Regions from separate parts of the Homo sapiens genome. Here region 1 is linked to region 2. Evidence: read pairs that join two places in POLR2A ChIA-PET (ENCODE). Cell type or tissue: Caco-2. All regions are shown on one strand. Each heading gives the region's core, and the rest is flanking DNA. Links, peaks and the distances in the headings are about the cores only.

The links. ChIA-PET counts read pairs that join two places held together with the same protein. Peaks named below come from ENCODE experiments on the same cell type or tissue, not always from the same donor. Only the 100,000 strongest peaks of a DNase experiment are listed, where the experiment ranks them.
Region 1: POLR2A ChIA-PET joins it to region 2 with 7 read pairs; 10 of 35 experiments call an interaction of 5 or more read pairs at or near these places.

What each region holds. Positions count from the first base shown.
Region 1 is chr14:77,406,881-77,412,260 of GRCh38, forward strand. NOXRED1 (NADP dependent oxidoreductase domain containing 1) reads right to left here. Exons shown (of 6, transcript NM_001113475.3): 3 at 585-765. Among named protein-coding and RNA genes, the nearest start is that of NOXRED1, 14 kb to the right of the region's middle. In Caco-2, for the core only: CTCF peaks have their summits at 2,523 (motif pointing left) and 2,740; a DNase peak (open chromatin) is centred at 2,507.
Region 2 is chr14:77,311,905-77,317,285 of GRCh38, forward strand. POMT2 (protein O-mannosyltransferase 2) reads right to left here. Exons shown (of 21, transcript NM_013382.7): 2 at 45-129. Among named protein-coding and RNA genes, the nearest start is that of POMT2, 6.3 kb to the right of the region's middle. In Caco-2, for the core only: a CTCF peak has its summit at 4,190 (motif pointing left); DNase peaks (open chromatin) are centred at 2,257 and 4,192.

The DNA of each region.
Region 1 (5,380 bases), core at 1-5,000, 95 kb after region 2:
AGTAAAGCCAAGACAGGGAGTGCAATGCCAGGACTGGAATAAATGACGACATAACCCACTGTGTTTACATCCAACCCCATCAACAGACTCCCCCACACAGCTCAGAGATAAATGCGGGTCTGGGTCTGTGCTGAGAGCACTAATTAACTGGACTGTTCATCCACCTAACAAATCCTTACTTATTGAATGTTATGTGCTAGGCACTGGGCTAGAAACTAAGTGTGCAGAAATAATATTTGACACATACTTTCAGTAACTTTTCATGTTATTGACCGATGGTTTCTCTTCTCATTGATGCACAAGGAGAATACTTCAGTGTTCAAGTAATGGGAATAAATGTTCTATTGCAATTTTAAACCTTTGTACAGCAACAAAAATGGTTTGTGGTTACTATTTGTGGGTAAGTAGGGAAGTTACGAGAAAGATTGGCTAACTATGTTCTTCTACAGATAAAGCTGCTTCCTCCTTATTACTGGAAACAACCAACTCTAAGAGATAGGGGCTACAGTGGAGGTGGGAGGCAGAAGTCAGAGATAAGGAGACAGAGCAGTTGTGCCAGTTCCATTCTCACCCTAACAAGATACCTGGGTAGTGGGATGGCAGCTACAAAGCTGTACACAATGCTGGCCTTCTCAAGGCTGGTGTAAATTTCTACGCAGATATTAGGCAGCTGAGACGGCAAGCAGCAGAGGAATATCACATCGGCCCAACTCACCAGATCAGCGTTATGGTAAAAGCATTTGATTCCCAGCTTCTGGAGCTCACCTGGGAGGGATAAAGGAAGACAGGAAGAGCACAGTACTAAAGAGTTTGACCTGAACATCAACTATGGGGAGAGGGTGATCATTATTTTAGCTCAGTAAATCAACCCATCTTATTGCTCCATAAATCAGAAGATATTCCTTCCTACAGACCTTCTAAAAGCCACGCAGCAATGCCCTAACTCTATTACTAAAGCAGCAGTAGTACTTGAAATTATAATTCATCTTTTTTTTTTTTTTTTTTGAGACGGAGTCTCACTCTGACGCCCAGGCTGCAGTACACTAGCGTAATCTCGGCTCACTGCAACCTCCGCCTCCCGGGTTCAAGCGATTCTCCTGCCTCAGCTGCTCAAGTAGCTGAGATTACAGGCATGCGCCACCATGCCCAGTTAGTCTTTGTATTTTTAGTAGAGACGGGGTTTCACTATGTTGGCCAGGCTGGTCTCAAATTCCCAACCTCAGATGATCCGCCCATCTCGTCCGCCCAAAGTGCAGGGATTACAGGCGTGAGCCACCACGCCTGGCCTATAATTCACCTTTATCTTACTTTTAGATCAAGTGCTGGAATTTTTCCAATTTTTTTTTAAGACAGGGTCTTGCTTTGTCACCTGTGGTGTGATCATGGCTTACTATAGCCTCAACTTCCTGAGCTCAAGGGATCCTCCCGCCTCAGCCTCCCAAGTAGCTGGGACCACTGGTGAGTGTGACCATGCCCAGCTAATTTTTTTATTTTGTGTAGAGACAAGGTCTCACTATGTTGCCTAGGTTGGCCTCAAACCCCAGGACTCAAGTGATCCTCCCACCTCCGCCTCCCAAAGTCCTGGGATTACAGGCATGAGCCCTATGTGCTGCCCAGACTTTTTTTTTAGGAAGAAAAAAAATCTCAGAGAAGTCTTTTACTCCAATGTACTGCAGGATAACCATGTGTCAGATAATGTACAAAGGACTTTACAGTTTCTAAGGTGTAACCCCCACAAGGACCTTATGAAGCAGAAACGAGTAGCAGTCCCATTTTACAGATGAGACTGAGGATTCAAGAAGTTATATGACTTGTCCAAAGTTACAGAGCTGCTGGCTTGAGGTGGTGGAAAAGACTAGGAGAGTGGAAGGTATAAATCAGAGGCTGAGAAGGGTTTGCAAAGATTTAACAGTTTCTGTAAAGTATATACAAATTAATTTTATTAGGATATCTATAAATGAAGAAAGACTGATAACTCATGTAGTTGCATAAAAACACTCACTGGTAGTTAATTTTTTTTTTTTTTTTTTTTGGCTAGCGATGGGATCTCACTGTTATCCAGGCTGGTTTCCAACTCCTGGCTTCAAGTGATCCCCCTGCCATAGCCTCCCAAATGTGCTGGGATTATGGGCATGAGGCAATATGGATTTTCAAAAGTATAAACCTAAAGTGTTCACTCACATCTGGTGGTATGTCATAAATGTCATTGGAAAACAGAATATAACAGACATTGGAGAGTGACTTCTTATGTTAACCACTGAGAGTACATGGCAAATGTAATGCTAAGGTTATCTAGATACTGATAAACCTGGAAGAAAGACAGATGATTTGGTTTGGCTCTGTGCCCCCACCCAAATATCATCTCGAATTGTACTCCCCACGTGTTGAGGGAGGGACCTGGTGTGAGGTGATTGGATCATGGGGGCAGTTTCCCCCATGCTGTTCTCATGATAGCGAGGGAGTTCTCATGAGAGCTGATGGTTTAAACATGGCACTTTCCCCTGTGTGCTCTCTCCTGCCACCTTGTGAAGAAGGTGCCTGCTTCTGCTTCACCTTCCACCATGACTGTAAGTTTCCTGAGGCCTTCACAGCCATGCAGAACTGTGAGTCAATTAAACCTCTTTTGTTTATAAATTACCCAGTCTCAGACAGTATCTTTATAGCAGTGTGAAAACAGACTAATACAACAGGACAAAGTTTAGAAAACAGGCCTATCTATCATTCTCTCCTGTGTTGTTCTCATTCTTTTCATGTGCATAGAAGCTGATGTTGAGCATTTTGAATTATTGTTTCCTTACACAACACATAGTGATATTTTACAACTATAATTTTATTCTAATAAATATATTGCTTTGCAAAGAATATATATACTTTGTTGAAATATCACATATATTAGTCCTATTGATGGGATAAAGATATATACCTTGAGATTTTTTTTTTTTTTTTGAGACAGAGTCTTGCTCTGTCATCCAGGCTGGAGTGCGTGGTACAATTTTGGCTCACTGCAACTTCTGCCTCCTGGGTTCGAGCAATTCTCATTCCTCCCCTGTAGCTGGGATTCGAAGGTATGTGCCATCATGCCTGGCTAAGTTTTGTATTTTTAGCAGAGATGGGGTTTCATCATGTTGGCCAGGCTGGTCTCAAACTCCTGGCCTCAAGTGATGCAGCTGACTCAGTCTCTCAGAGTGCTGGGATTACCGGCATGAGCCACCATGCCCAGTTGGTAAGATTTTTTTTTTAGTTTCCTTAGGAATATAGGAAAAAAAAAATGGCCAGGTGTGGTGACTTACTCCTGCAATACCTGCACTTTCAGAGGGTGAAGTGGGAGGACTGGTTGAGCCTAGCAGTTTAAGACTAGCCTCGGCATTAGAGTGACACCCTGTCTCTATTTATAAACCAAAAGAAAAAAAGAAAAAAACATTACAAATCAATAAGAAAAATAAACCTGGGCACTGTGGCTCACACCTATATCCCAGCACTTTGGGAGGCTAAGGCAAATGGATCACTTGAGGCCAGGAGTTCGAGACCAGCCTGGCCAACATGGCAAAACCCTGTCTCTACTAAAATATTATACAAAAATTAGCTGGGCATGGTGGTGTGTGCCTGTAATCCCAGGTATGTGAGGGGCTGAGGCATGAGAATCACTTGAGCTTGGGAGGCAGGGAGGTTGTAGTGAGCCGAGATCATGCCACTACACTCCAGCCTGGGTGACAAAGTGAGACTCCATCTCAAAATAAATAAATACATATATACATAAATAAATACATAAATAAAGTAAGTAAGAAAAATACAGGCACACCAACAGAAAAAATGGTCAGAAGCACCTCAGAAAAAATGACATAGTAATAAACCTAAGAAAATAAAACTCTTCTATTGATTAATGAAAGACATATTAAAACAAGAAAATAATTTAAAGTATATTAAAATGGTGATGTTAAAAATGATCCCAGCACTGACCTGTGTGTAGTGAAATGGGTGTTCTTATGCAATGTTGGTAAAAAAGTATACCTGAAAACCTTTTGGGAGGTCAATTTGAAAAAATACATTAGAAGTTTCTTTAAATTTTAAAGATATACCTACCACATGACCCAGCCATTTCACTGCCACATATTTACCCAAGAAAAATGAAAGTAGTTGCCTACATGAACACTTATATACATGTATTCATGGCAGCTTTATTTGTAATAGCCAGAAACTGCAAACAGCCTAAGTCAACCAAATAAATAAACTGTGGAATAATCATGCAGGGAAATACTACTCAGAAATAAAAAAGGATATTGATACATTAAAAACGTGGATATATTTCAGCTGGGCATGGTGGCTCACGCTTGTAATCCCAGCACTTTGGGAGGCTGAGGTGGGAGGATCACTTGAGGTCAGGAGTTGGAGACCAGCCTGGCCAACATGATGAAACACCATCTCTATTAAAAATACAAAAAATTAGCTGGGCATGGTGGTGAGCGCATGTAATCCCAACTACTTGGGAGGCTGGGGCAGGAGAATCGCTTGAACCCGGGAGGCTGAGGTTGCCGTGAGCCGAGATCACACCACTGTACTCCAGCCTGGGTGACAGAGTGAGACTCTGTCTCAAAAAAAAAAAAAAAAAAAAAACTTGGATATATTTCAAACAAATTATGCAGTGTGAAAGAAGTTAGACTAAAAAAACACTACAAACTGTATGATTCCATTTAGATAAAATTCTAGAAAATGCACACTAATCTATGGTGACAGAAATCAGATTGTTGGTTTCATGGGTGGAGAGCTTCAGGGAAGTGGACAGAAAGGGATTACCAAAGACAAGTGGCAACTTTTGGGGGTGATGGGATACGTTCATTACCTTGTGATGGTTTCACAGTTGTATACGTGTCAAAACATCAAATTGTACTCTTTTAACTGTGTGCCATTTATTGTATAGAAATAATATTTTAGGGGCAGGTGCAGTGGCTCACGCCTGTAATCCCGGCACTTTGGGAGGCCGAGGCAGGCAGATCACCTGAGGTCAGGAGTACAAGACCAGCCTGGCTAACATGGTGAAACCCCGTCTCTACTAAAAATGCAAAAAAATTTAGCTGGGTGTGGTGGCGTATGCCTGTAATTCCAGCTACTCAGGAGGCTGAGGCGGGAGAATCGCTTGAACCCGGGAGGCAGAGGTTGCAGTGAGCCGAGATCGTGCTCTCCACGATCTGCACTCCAGCCTAGGTGACAGAGCAAGACTCAGTCTAAAAAAAAAAAAAAAAAAAAAAAAAATTTAATAAAGCTGTACCAATTCTTTGGCCTAATAACTTTATTTGGAAAATTATGTACAAGGAAGTTCAACTAAATAAGGCATAGTTACATAAATTATGGTACATCCATACTTTGGGATATTATACAACCTTAA
Region 2 (5,381 bases), core at 96-5,095:
CAATCCTCTGGGACCAGAGAGCTGCTATTCACCACACTGCTCACCTTTCCCAGGGGCGGGTGCACATCAAAGAAAAATGTACGGTTGATATAGTAACTTCCCATTTTTCCAAAGTGAGTCTCATCCCAACTAAAGGAAACACAGAAAGAGAAACAAGAATTTTAAAATTATCATAAAATCCAAATGGCCTTCATAAAGCATGGTTAAAATTAAAGGCTATGCATTTCAAACAATTAATGCAAAAGTCTGGATTTAAAAAAAAAATATTTTGACACAAGTGATTTTAGGAAGAAAGACATCAAGCTGGCCACTGGTCTTCATTTAGATAGATGAGAAAGGCGAGCAAATATTCACTAGCCAGTTACCAATTGAGTTAAATATACATATACTTACTCTGTATCTTGAGTTTCTATTTATTTTAAAAGGACAAGATGTTTTCTCATAATATGGAAAGGTTTGTAGTAAGAGTTTTCTTCTGGCCGGGTACGGTGGCTCACACCTGTAATCCCAGCACTTTGGGAGGCCGAGGCAGGCGGATCACGAAGTCAGGAGATGGAGACCATCCTGGCTAACATGGTAAAACCCTGTCTCTACTAAAAATACAAAAAATTAGCCAGGCATGGTGGCACGTGCCTGTAATCCCAGCTACTAGGGAGGCTGAGGCGTGAACCCGGGAGGCAGAGCTTGCAGTGAGCCGAGATCGCGCCACTGCACTCCAGCCTAGGCGACAGAGTGAGACTCCGTCTCAAAAAAAAAAAAAGTTTTCTTCCTATCTTCAAGTAGCTAGTGTAAACAAAAATTTAAATTAAAAAAAGTTTCTTCCAAGTCTGCTAACTTCTGAGACAACATTTGCTATTAGAAGGTCCATTACGACGCTGTTGGGCTGCTGGTCAGAGTTGAGTCTATAAACCATGAGTGTCACAGGAGTCTCATTTTGCTCAGCCACCCTGTGACAAGTAAGCTGCTAACTGTGATCTGGCTGATCTTATACTAACTAGTATATAAAAGTTGAAGGCTTTCTTACTAAATTAAGACCACATCTAAAACCTATCCTCATTGCTTAAGTTATTTTGCAAGTAAATAAGTGATTTGAATAAACAGGCTTTCAAACACAATGCAAAGTCCTCTTTTATACAACCACATACACCTTTCTACACCATACATGAGGGCTTTGGGAACGCAGCCAAGTCATCCAGCAGAGCCTGGCCTTTTCTATTTGTAATTTTCTCCCTGTAGCTCAAAAGAAGGGTTACTTTCTAGTAGTCATCAATCCCCAGGTCATGAGCAGTCATTATTGACCTACTACATAAGGGGAAAACATGCTTTACCTAAGAATCTAAGGTTCTTTTTATATCTTACTTGGTGGGTCCAAGATAGGCAAAAGAATAGGTCTATTTCAGCATCTGCTAAACACCTTGACAGGCAGTGAGGACATTGGCATGGTGAGGTCGAAGACAGAAATAACTTCAAAGCAGGGTAATGAAACTGATTTGCAGAAAGAGAGATCCAGTCCCAGCTCCACCACTAATTAATGGCACAACCCGCCAAAATCACTTATTCTCTCTAGTCCTCTTATCTCATCTACAAAATGAAGACAATAATATTATCTGCCCTGCCCACCTCCCAGGGAGGCCTTAGGGCTCAACTCAGATAACACATGTGAAAGAATTCTGTAGATTATAAAGTACCATCCCTGCTGGGCCCTCCTTAAACTGTCCTGACATTTGTGGTTAGTTTTTAAATCTGTTTGGGAACATACTAACAAAAGGATTCCAGTTTTTTTGTTTTGTTTTGTTTTGTTTTGTTTTTGCTTGTTTTTTGAGACAGAGTTTCACTCTTGTTGCCCAGGCTGGAGTACATGGACACAATCTTGGCTCACTGCACTTTTCACCTCCCGGGTTCAAGCGATTCTCCTGCCTCAGCCTTCCAAGTAGCTAGGACTACAGGCGGCCGCCACCACACCTGGCTAATTTTTGTATTTTTAGTAGAGATGGGGTTTCACCATGTTGGCCAGGCTGGTCTCGAAACTCCAAACCTCAGGTGATCCACCTGCCTCAGCCCCCCAAAGTGCTGGGGTTATAGGTGTGAACCACCGCACCCAGCCTGGGCTCCAGATTTTTACTTCAAAAGTTTCCCAAGTAAAACCAGTTGTAACATTCATATTTCCTCCTGGCTTTTATTGCTTGTGTTAGGAGAGACAGTCCTCCGTGGCTCTCTTGTGCTCCTCCAGGCCTTGCAAGGTATGCCAAGAATGCTGTTTGCAGTAAACAACCTTGAGGGAAGTTAGTGTCTCCCTCTGAGACAGAGGGCTGTCTTGTTTATTGCTTGCCATAAAACAGCAGATTCCCTAAGCTTAATATTACTCAGCTGTGATGCAAGCTACTGCATGTGCAAGCATTCATCCAGTCCCTCAGCACCACGTGGGACTTAGGGGCAAAGGAAACTGATGCCAACATGCTGATGCACATCCCACTTGCTGTGCCATGAGAAATAAAGTCCTCTGTCTCTGACCCAAGACTTTGTCTTCTGTCAGCATGCAAAAAACAGTGACAGGCTAACTTATTAGCTAATAAGTAGGCTAAGATAAAATCACAGCCCCTGACAGTGTGGAGACAAGCATAGGATGAGGAGAGACATAGTCTTTGGTAAGAGAAAGAATGAGGGCCTCCATGGGCAGGCAATGGGGTAGTGAGAGTCCCCCACTGTCCCACTATTAGAGAGGCTGATGGAAAGAGGTAGGATTGAAACAAGCCACTGAATGTCACCCTGGTTACTGCCCTGTCCTCTGGGCAAAAGGAGGAAGAGGAGTGATCATGACAATGGCAGCAAGCCCAGCAGCCCCTGCCAAAAGGCAATATGGATATGGCTGCTCAATCAACAAGTCTCCAACGGTGCGGCAATAGGACCCTGCTATATAAGATAGAACTTTGAGTAAAATGAAACACTGAAAGATCCTTGGGGGAGCTGTGTACTCAAGCCAAAAGTAAATATAAATATGACTTGCTTTGTGGCTCGGAGCCACTCTCTCCCTTTATGTCCCAGGATCCCTCCCACTCTACCACAACCTCAGCTGCATTAAAGACTGAGATGATTAAAGGTTGGGCTGAGGTTTCCATGTCCCTAAAGGGGACTGAAGGTCATACACACCCATCCTAGTATGCTGGAGAGCCCCAGGGAGGAGAGGGGCAAACTCAGGGCTCTGCTGGATATGAGGTCCCACATCTCCACCCTACCATGTCTCATGGGGGGAAGGATGTACTACACACAGAGGTTACTGCAGACACTCAGGACTGCAGGGACAGCCATAGCAGTGCGCACAAGGACTAAAGGGAAAAGGGCCCCTAACCCTGAGGGAGCGACACTGGGGAGGTCGTGATGCAAGCCTAGTGAAGAGCTAAAGGAGCAGAAAAAGCTTCTCCCCACTCCCTGCAGCCAGCACCGCCACACTCTCCGACTGGGAAATGGCAAAATCTCTGGCTGGCTGTCACCATAGCCCCTGATGCAGGCCTTCTAGACGCATTAGTTCGAGGGGAAAAAGTGTCCAGATTAAACTGGTAATGTTTGAGCCACGCTCCCTGTAGGGAAGGGAAGTTAAAGTGACATTCCAGGCAGAGCTCTTTGGGCCTCTTCAATGTACTATTCCTGTGGCTTCCAGTGCTGAATGTATAGCTGATACTGATCCCATAAGTGTCGAAGAGGATTATCCTGGGCAAGGGCTGCTGTGTGTAGACAGGTGATCCTGTCCTCTCCTGGTGGTCCAGAAGAAAAAAATCTACATCCCTGGAAGGGAAAGGAAATAAATCACAGGCTTAAAAACTTCGTGGCGGCTGGGTGCAGTGGCTCATGCCTGTAATCCCAACCCTTTGGGAGGCCGAGGCGGGCGGATCACCTGAGGTCAGGAGTTTGAGACCAGCCTGGCCAACATGGTGAAACCCTGTCTCTACTAAAAATACAAAAAGGTAGCCAGGCGTGATAGGGGCGCCTGTAATCCCAGCTACTCGGGAGGCTAAGGCAGAGAATTGCTTGAAGCCAGGAGGCAGAGGTTGCAGTGAGCTGAAATTGCGCCACTGCACTCCAGCCTGGGCGACAGAGCGAGAATCTCAAAAAACAAAAACAAACAAACAAAAAACAACTTTGTGGCTGCTGGAGTACTGAGAGCCATGCACCAGAATCACAGTGCCACCTGCTGGACATAGGTACCAAGCACACCCTTTTTAAAAGGACAGCTATTAACTCCTTAGTTAACTACTCAACACTTTGAAATTGATTGCCAGACCCATAAAGGCCTCAGGACTCCCTGGCCTAGTATTCCCACTTTGGGGTGGGTCAATGGGAATCTACTGATAACAAGGGAAGGGTTTAACAAGCCTCACTGATCCTATGGAAATAGTACATTCAAGAGTACAGCTGGTAATCCCAGCTATTCAGGAGGCTGAGGCAGGAGGATGGCTTGAGGTCAGGAGTTCAAGACCAGCCTTGGCAGGATAGTGAGAACTCAGCTCTTAAAAAATCTGTTTTAATTAGCTGGACATGGTGGCACGTGCCTGTAGTGCCAGCTACTCAGGAGGCTGAGACAGGAGGAGCCCAGGAGTTTGAGGATGCAGTGAGCTATGATTGTACCACTCCACTCCAGACTGGGCAACAGAGTCAGATCTCATCTCTAAAAAAAAAAAAAAAAAAAAAAAAGAGTATAGCTAGCCTGGCCCTAGAGGCATCTTGGTTTTACGTGAAGAAGTGGCAGCTCCCACTCTGGGAGAAACAACCTTCTCTGCTACCTGAAGCCGAGCTGCTGTTCAGTAGGGCCCTTGATTCACAGGGGTTCCTGTAAATGCTTAGGCCTGGCTCACCAATGATTAGGCTGAGTTAAAAGCTGATGTTGCCCACCAAGCAGCAGCAGGCACTTAGCCCCAATGATAACTCTGGATGGCTGATGGCAGTAAGGATTGAAGCATTTGGTATGCCACTTGGAAGACTAAATACTGAGAGATGAAAGCTGAGAAGTGTGGAAACACATCATGGCTGCCTGCCAATAGGACAGACTGGATCACTCACGTAGGTGCCCACACTAAGGGCAGGTACTCTCGTAAGACTGACTGGAATCAAACTGCTGATCCAGCCTGCACCACCAAGACTGCTGCCATAGCCACCTGGATTCATGCAACCGGTGTGGAAACATCTACCATCATGGGCTAGGCACAACGTAAGGGACTACATGTTTCTGAGGCAGAAGCCACCACTGCGTGCCAGACTTGTGACTCCTGCCAAAAGTTGGCCTGCTTGTCTTGCAGTAAAGGAAGCCACATTGCAAGGGGCACTGACCACACCTGCTCCTGGGAGATTGACATTAGGACTTTGTTCCCTTCTCTAGGCTCTCATCAGTA